Regions from separate parts of the Homo sapiens genome. Here region 1 is linked to region 2. The links are chromatin loops, found by intact Hi-C in ENCODE. Cell type or tissue: HCT116. All regions are shown on one strand. Region 1 has its middle 66 kb from the start of SIM1-AS1. Region 2 overlaps ASCC3 (activating signal cointegrator 1 complex subunit 3).

Region 1 (4,000 bases), 330 kb before region 2:
TTTGTAATTATTTTCTTGCAGGTAGGATTTTTTTCTTTTTCTCTCAATCAATACCTATAAGCTAGGATTAAAGTTCAGTAAGAACAATTAATAACCAATCATGTGTCCATCTTTGTAGCTAAACTTCAGAGTTTCTTTCTTAAAAGACAGATACTCAGAGACAAAGGGAATTCAGAGGGTTTAAACAAAATACTTTTTCACCAAACTACAGAGTTTATTCTAACCACTCAACCAAGTGAGAAATGAATCGGTTCATTTGGCAAATGGGTTAAAAAAGCATTCCAGGTTCTCCAACTGAGGGCATGTAACTGTTTCTGTTTTTCCACTTTCAGGCAAGAAGAAATGATAGATAAATTGGTCTATAGTCAAGTAAATTGCCACTGTAGAGACAAGAGATACAACTTGTAACACAGCTGGCCTGGACTGACAGAAGATTCAGTAACAATATAAAATAGCAGGAATGATGGAGCTGTAACTTTGTGTGATTCCTCAACATCTACCTGGAATAATCAACCATCTTCAGGATTGCAAGCCCCACCACTCCTGTGTTGCTTTATAATCAAAATGACACACTTGGGCAGTTTCTCCAACTGCCTGATAAATTCAGTTTTCAAATACTAAGGTACTATATGGCATGGTGACTTTACCATTACTCCAGGGTGGGAAGTGACTTTCCACTGTTTGCGGATTACCAAAGGGAATAAAGCATATTTGACAGTCCCATCTTCATAAAGTCATTTACTTCTCATCTTCTCAAACTTCTCTCTCTACTAGTAGCATCAACAGCTTTTGGGTAGGATGTGTCATGGAGATCCCAACTGAGCAACTGATCTCCACTGATCCCAAAACATCAAATTATAGAGTAAAATGTGACATGAATAGTTATTTGCAGTCCCTTCCTCTTTGCTATCTGTTGCAACTCAGCCCTGACCACTTATCAGACTGAGCGTATGCAATAACCATTGCATCTAAACACCTTTGTCTTAATTCCAAGCACTGCTTATTGCAAAGCCTTCTCTCTGCCAAAATAAAGACTGCTCCCAACTTCTTTCGGCAAAGATCACATGCTGCTGTACTGCATTTTCAGGGTCTGCATCCCATCTGCTATCTGGCAGAAAAAGATCCTTCAAAATGTGTGACATAATCTAGGGGAACGTCCAACTGTTATCCTGGATAAATTTAATGGCAATTGTAAGTGATGTGTTTAACACCCAGTCTTCCCAGTTCTATTAATGTTCTAGTCTATTCACCTTCATCTCCACTTTATTTCTGCTATAGAGATTTGTATGTTATAATTACTGTAACTGATGTACAGTCAAAAATCTTAAACGATATTCCACACTCTCATCACATTATCCTAGCCTGCCTTAGAACTTCCTGTTCTCTCATATACTTGCTTTTGACCACACTGCAATCTTCAACTCCTTGAACCTCCATTTCTTTTCAATTTACCTTTCTACTCCAGTCCTTATTTCCTTTCTTACCATTTCAACTTTGTTGACCCATGTCCTCTGTCACACTTCCAATAAAACATCAACCATAGGTGGCACCAAATACCTACTTTCTCTCTTCCAAACTCTGGGCTGATGATTGAAAAATCACACACACACACACACACACACACACACACACACACACACACACGACATGGGTGCATTGTAAATTCATAATATCTTAACAAGTGATTCTGCAAGATTAAGTAATATTGAAGATACCCCCACCTAGAAATTCTACCAATACCATTGAAGAACTTCATGGAGAAGAAGACTTGTACAAGGGAATTCAGTAAAGGTGTGTTTTTGTAATAGAAGAAAGGAAGACATAAATCAATTGCCAGTTAGGGACATGGATTAATATTCTCTGTTATATTCAAACAATGACTTAGCCAGCCCTCTGATCCCAGCACCCTCCACCACTCTAACTTCTTCCCTCCCAGAGAAAATAAATCAAGAACTTTCTCAACTGCTTACCCCATTCACACACCTATAAACTTACGTGCACCTTCACCTCTCCTCATTTGCATCTTTCCTAACTTAGTAGAAGGGTTTCTTCCTTCAGTTCTCTGTATTCCATCCCTGCCCCCAACAAATTCTTAGTGATCTCCTTTCATTGGATATCCCTTGTCTCAATTTTGTCTTCATTAGCTCCATTTAAGTCCTTCATTCAACACAAAAATACTGAACGCCAAGCATGTCCCTGCCCTCTGTTAACTGCTAAAGATGCTACTAAGCACAATACAGATGTGGCCACTGCTGTCATAGAACTTAGGCAATACCTATTGCTCCCTGGTAGTACTTCCCTTTCAACCTATATGAATGCTAAGGCCTTTCCCTTTCTCTCTTTCTTATAATTAAACTTCTCAAAATATGTCTGTATTCACTGTTTTCACTTGCTCTCCTCTTTAACCTACTGCCCTCTGACTTCTAAAATCTCTCTAGCCAATATTATGTATAAATTTCCCATTTAATGCAATGAACACTTTTTATTTCTTCTCTTGACTTCTCTTGAATGATTGACACTCCAAACTTTCTTGAAATTTTTTTCTTACTATCAGTGGCATTATAATTTTCTGGATTTCTTCTAACAACTATAGCCACTCCTCTTGCCCTACTCAGCCCAAAACGTGGTATTTATCAAGATTACCATCTCAGGTGTTTTAGCACACTCCACAGTTTCCTTAAAAGACTCATTCATTCCCATCCCATAAACTCTAGAAACCTCTATATTACAATGACTCTTAATCCCTGGCTTCGGTATAAATCTCACCCCTGAATTCCTTTCTTATACCTCATAGTGCGAACTGAACATCCTCATCTGGGCAGGTGCCTCAAACCAACACTTGCAGGATAGGATAATAACTCTCCCACTAATAAGAATTATAACAACTGATAAAATACCAAGAAAAAGGTTACTATAAAATATCTAAGACCAAACCAAGGCAGCCAATATTTGAGCCAAGGGAAGCATATTGATGTGAGGCCTATGTTCACAGCAGTTTTCACCCTCAGGGCATTTGTCAATCACAGGGCAAGATGAAAAGGCCAAAGAGAAACAGCAGTATACAGTTGAAATTCAATGGTACAAAGACAGTCAGGACTTGAAAGATCAAAACTCCAGAGAAAGGGAACCATAGAGAAGCATGACCAGTAGTCTGTTTAAAATGTAAAACATGCAAGCTGAATCTCTGATAGATCAAGCAGAAAGCATCAATAAAAGGCTAAAAAGCTGAGCACAGTGTTGTTACACTCTTACTGTGTTAGGGACACAAAAACTGGAGTTTAGGGCTCACCAAAGAAGTGTCCAGTCTTTTTTGAGATCTCTTGAAGGTCTATCCTATAGAACTAAGGGCAAACTGGAAACAGTTCAGCTCAACCAGATCAAAGTTATTTTCTCTTATTCGACCATTCTACCAAAAGAAATTTAAATCTTCTGTGAAAGAAAATAACATTATCCAAAGCCTCTATATCTTGTCACTTACAGGGTACACCATTCTATAAAAAATTCCAATGAGGAAATAAAACAGGGCCTCATGACTGAAACCAAGAGAAAAAGCAAGGAATAAAAGTACATTGAGAGGTAATACAAATATCAAAGTTATATAAAACAGACATTAAAATAATTATTAGCAGTATTTCTAGGAAAAAATAAATAAATGGAGTGTGTTATCAGAGTACTGAAATCTACAATAAAAGTATCAAATGGAACTTGTAGAACTGAAAAATATAATTAAAAAGAAGAACTCAAAGATAATTTCTATAGAATAGATACACCAAAAGAGAGGACTAGTACATTGGTCAGGTTAAAAAATCAAGACTGATACTCAGAAGAAAAGGATTAAAATACCAAAAAAAAAGTAAGAAACATATAGAACATAAGTAATATACATGTAATTGGAGTCTCAAAAGGAGAAGAGACAGAGAATAAAGAAAAAGCAATATTGTAGCTATAACTAGGTAAGAATTTACCCACGGATTCAAAAAAGTTTATGAACCCATATAGG
Region 2 (4,000 bases):
GCCTAATAACTACAGGGGCCTATCTAATTTTTTGAAAAATATTAAATCTCTTGTTTTTCTTCTAGGTACCTCTTTTCAGATGAGGCAAGAGCAGCAAACAAATATCTATCCTCATATCATGAAAGAACCAAAAAGAAGGTCTGAATTTTTTTTTTAATAAATGAGTTTTCTACCTGATAAGCCTTGTGACTGATGCCATATGCTAATGGATTTGCTCTCATCCGTACATAAAGATAAGTGTAACTTATCCACTTCACTGCTTCTTCCACATTAGTAACTGTTCCCAGAGCAATCTGCAAATCAAAAAGATGACAGAAATTAATGTATTAAAGTTGAACATAAACATTACATCAAAGTCCATTCTGTCAGAGGTGAAGTTTTAAAAATACATCATTATGCAGTATTTTTAAAAAGGTAGGCATAGTGACTGGACACAACACTTTGCCAATTAATTAAAATCAGTCCTGCCTCATTTAATTGAGAATGATACATGAGAAATGTTATCTTTCAGAACTGAACTTACTCAATATTATGGCAGACAATTATTTTTCTTTATAAGGAGTTTAATTCTACATAGCATTAAGGACATTTGTTATTTTTTTTTCTTATTCAGTATACAACTTATTTTAGTTTCATTTTATGTGACTACACTGCTGAAAAATGTAAGTGTTAAGTGCATCTGAATAAAAACAACAAAACATTGTTAATTCTATTCATTTTTATCCTAATTCTGTATACTGTCATCACCAAAACCACAGAGGGGATAACATTAGCTTTTACCTCCCAAGACACGAATTTGCAGGACTGCGAGTGTGAAGATGTAATATGAATACAATAAAAAATTCACTGTTTTGCACGAAACAAAGCAGATTTTGTTGTGATTTATACATATTAATAATACATACATTTTAACAAACTCATGTACAAGAACAGGGAGTGGTTTTTATTTATCAGTAAACTTAACCTATGGAAAAAATATTCATGCATTTGAACCATAATAAACAGTGGATAATTCTTCAGATTGTATCTTGAAAGAAAATATTTTTAAATATAGCATTTAATGTAGCTTTGTGATATATTAATTAAATGAAATCAAAGGTTAATAATTTAAAAACACAACAATAGCATATAAGAGCTGTATAACAAAGAGAAAAAATTATTAGAAGATGATATTAACAAAGAATTTCAATGAAAAGTTTCTTAGAAACATATTTCCTTAGCCAATGGTTCTATAGGTAGTAATTTTATTTTTACTTAAGGTACTTATTTTACTTTAAAAATTTACCCACGTTGTAAAACTTCATAGTTGTATTTTTTTTTCCTGAATCCTTAACTGAAATTGTTTTTAACCTCCTAAAACTTTAATTAAAGGAGAAGAGATGTTCCCTACCTAAATTATTAATTTTAGGAGAAAAAAAAGGAAAAACAAACCCTCTCGATTTAGTCCTAATATTAAAGAAAGTAAAACCTTCATGTTTAACTCCTTCATTATAATTTTAATTATAATTCTGTATAACTAATTTCATGAAATAAATATGTGGATGGTTAATTGTCTTTAGTTAGTTGAAGATGAGATTTAGTAATCTATAATTTTCATTATAATGTATAATTTTCATTATAGTATTATGATATACTATTTGTTACTAAAACAGAGAAATGACCAAAAGTTGAAATATAATATGGGAGATTCTGTCTACTAACTTTTAAATTTATATTACAAACGGCTAAGCCATCCATAATGTAGGTAAATATATATACTCAGTGTAAACTGTAAGCCTTTCCACCAAAATAAGAGTAGCAAGAACTAAAATTGAGCCAGTGTGGGAGCTGTGTAACAATTCATGAAGATTTACAACTAAAACAGTTAAACATTTTCTAGTCTACTTAGGTAAATGAAACTAGTTTGGTGATATAGCTAAAAATCTGAGAGTGTCTCTCCTTTGTGAATCCATTATTTGACAGACCAAATTGTATTAAACCATAGACATATGACCTATATTCCCATCATGACTTTATGATGTTACTTTAAAATAATGACCTACATTCCCTTATAACCTTAGAATATTATTTTAAAGTAACATCACACAACTCCTATGAGTAGAAAAATTTATAAGGGATAAAATAAGCTTGCTATTATTTTCAAAATCAGATAGTAAATTAACATTAAAAAATTACCTATTGCTACCAGTGATATGATTAAAGAAAGGAAAAAGTAGGTAGCAAAGATTCGATCAACTAAAGCAAGTGTTGTAAATGTTCACTAAAAAGGACAAGACTACTCAGAAAAATGAAGGTAAATTTATGATGCTATACCTTATTTTGAGAGTAATATTTGAATGCCACCTAGTGACAAAAAATAAAAATGTATTTGTAAATATTTGCTGTCACCTAGTGGCTACTTAGTACAGGAACCTTTTATAAAACAGGAATTTTTTCATAGTGTGTCTTTGAAATTTATTCCCTCATCTCAAAATCATATAGTAAGTCAGTAACAAGCCTGTGCTGAGTAAAGCACAATGGATATGGTAACAAATAGAGTATGCTCCCTGGCCTCAAGAAGTTCCAGAGTCACATGGAGGTGAGACATATGTAACTAACTACAATGACATATATAAACCCACCATCCATTGTGCCTAGCACATAATACCTATTCAAAATGCTTTTAAAGAAAAACATCTAACATGACATTTCTAAAAGTGGCATTAGTATATAGTGTGATAGTTTTATGCTCTGTTAAATAAAAGAGAAAAATAAAATCCCCCACGAATTTGGTAATTTAGAAATAAGACTCAATATCACTTCATATCTAACTTTAGTATTTAAGGTTATCTCAATTGTTTATTTGAATATGTATTTTTAAAAAATTGTTGAAATTATATAAAAACTTAAGCAAATACTCTAATCATCATGAGTATGCATGCGTGTGTATATATGTATATATAAGCTAGTAAATATATATAAAAACTATGCTACTATTCATTTATTTATTTAACTAAAATTTCAGTGCTGGCAATAAGTATGAATGGGGCTGAATATCAACAGACTATCAGAAAATGGTAAGTGACTCTATCATTTACTGTAAACTACCTTGGCACAGGCATTTCTTAAATTTCCACAACAATCCAGTGACAGTATCTCTATTTACAAGTGAATAGAATAACAACAGCTTGTCTAGGGCAGAAGATCTGTGTTGGAGAGTAATTGTAGCCAGAATTACAAGGTCGTTCAGATTGTAGAGGCCTTAAATCCAAGGACAAGGTGTTTACCTGACATTCTACAGAGATGAGATGAACTCCGTATAAAAAATGTATGTAGTATGTAAAGTGAAAGAAAGATTAATATAGTTTTGAAGAACAGACTATAGGGAGCTGGCACAGAGTATGTACTCAGTAATGTCTGATGAATAAATTTTAATAAGCCTCAGTATTTCTCTGTGTAAAGTTAAGTGACTTTATATATGGATGGGACTTGTGACCTTTCAGCATTAGGATTATTTAGTCAGTCTCATTATGCATCGATAAGCAAATGTGCCTCATAACATGTTTGCATTGAAATTATAACTTAATATAATAATTTCTCCAGTTCTCCTAAACTAATAGTCAGAATTGATACTCATGATATCAAAGATATTAATAGAGGCAACATTCTTAATCTAGCACGACTCTAATGTTGATTAGTGCAACTGTACAGTCTTGCAATGATTTGGGGAATTTAAAGACTTAAAAATTCATTACCTAAAGAACACAGCACATATTCATTTTATAAACCAATTTCACACTTGATTTCCACAGATAGCCAAATTTAATTTCACATTCAACAATAATTTAAGAGTTTGTTTCCTTAACAGGAAAATTTATTTTAATAGGGAACTATTCCAATAGATTAGAATATGAGCAAGTTAGTTCAACAATGGCTATACTTCACCATATGGGTGAAAAATGTCAGGATATATGTTTTATTATTTAAATACCATTTACATCACTAAATGGAATTATGCTTA

What was found. Peaks named below come from ENCODE experiments on the same cell type or tissue, not always from the same donor. Only the 100,000 strongest peaks of a DNase experiment are listed, where the experiment ranks them.
Region 1: it touches region 2 in a loop (4-fold over the local background); 6 of 110 quality-filtered maps call a loop at or near these places.

What each region holds. Positions count from the first base shown.
Region 1 is chr6:100,325,676-100,329,675 of GRCh38, forward strand. No RefSeq gene overlaps it. Among named protein-coding and RNA genes, the nearest start is that of SIM1-AS1, 66 kb to the right of the region's middle. In HCT116, CTCF peaks have their summits at 1,569 and 1,773; a DNase peak (open chromatin) is centred at 1,546.
Region 2 is chr6:100,655,526-100,659,525 of GRCh38, forward strand. It overlaps ASCC3 (activating signal cointegrator 1 complex subunit 3), which reads right to left. Exons shown (of 42, transcript NM_006828.4): 17 at 174-293. Among named protein-coding and RNA genes, the nearest start is that of SIM1, 190 kb to the left of the region's middle. In HCT116, a CTCF peak has its summit at 2,381 (motif pointing left); a DNase peak (open chromatin) is centred at 2,370.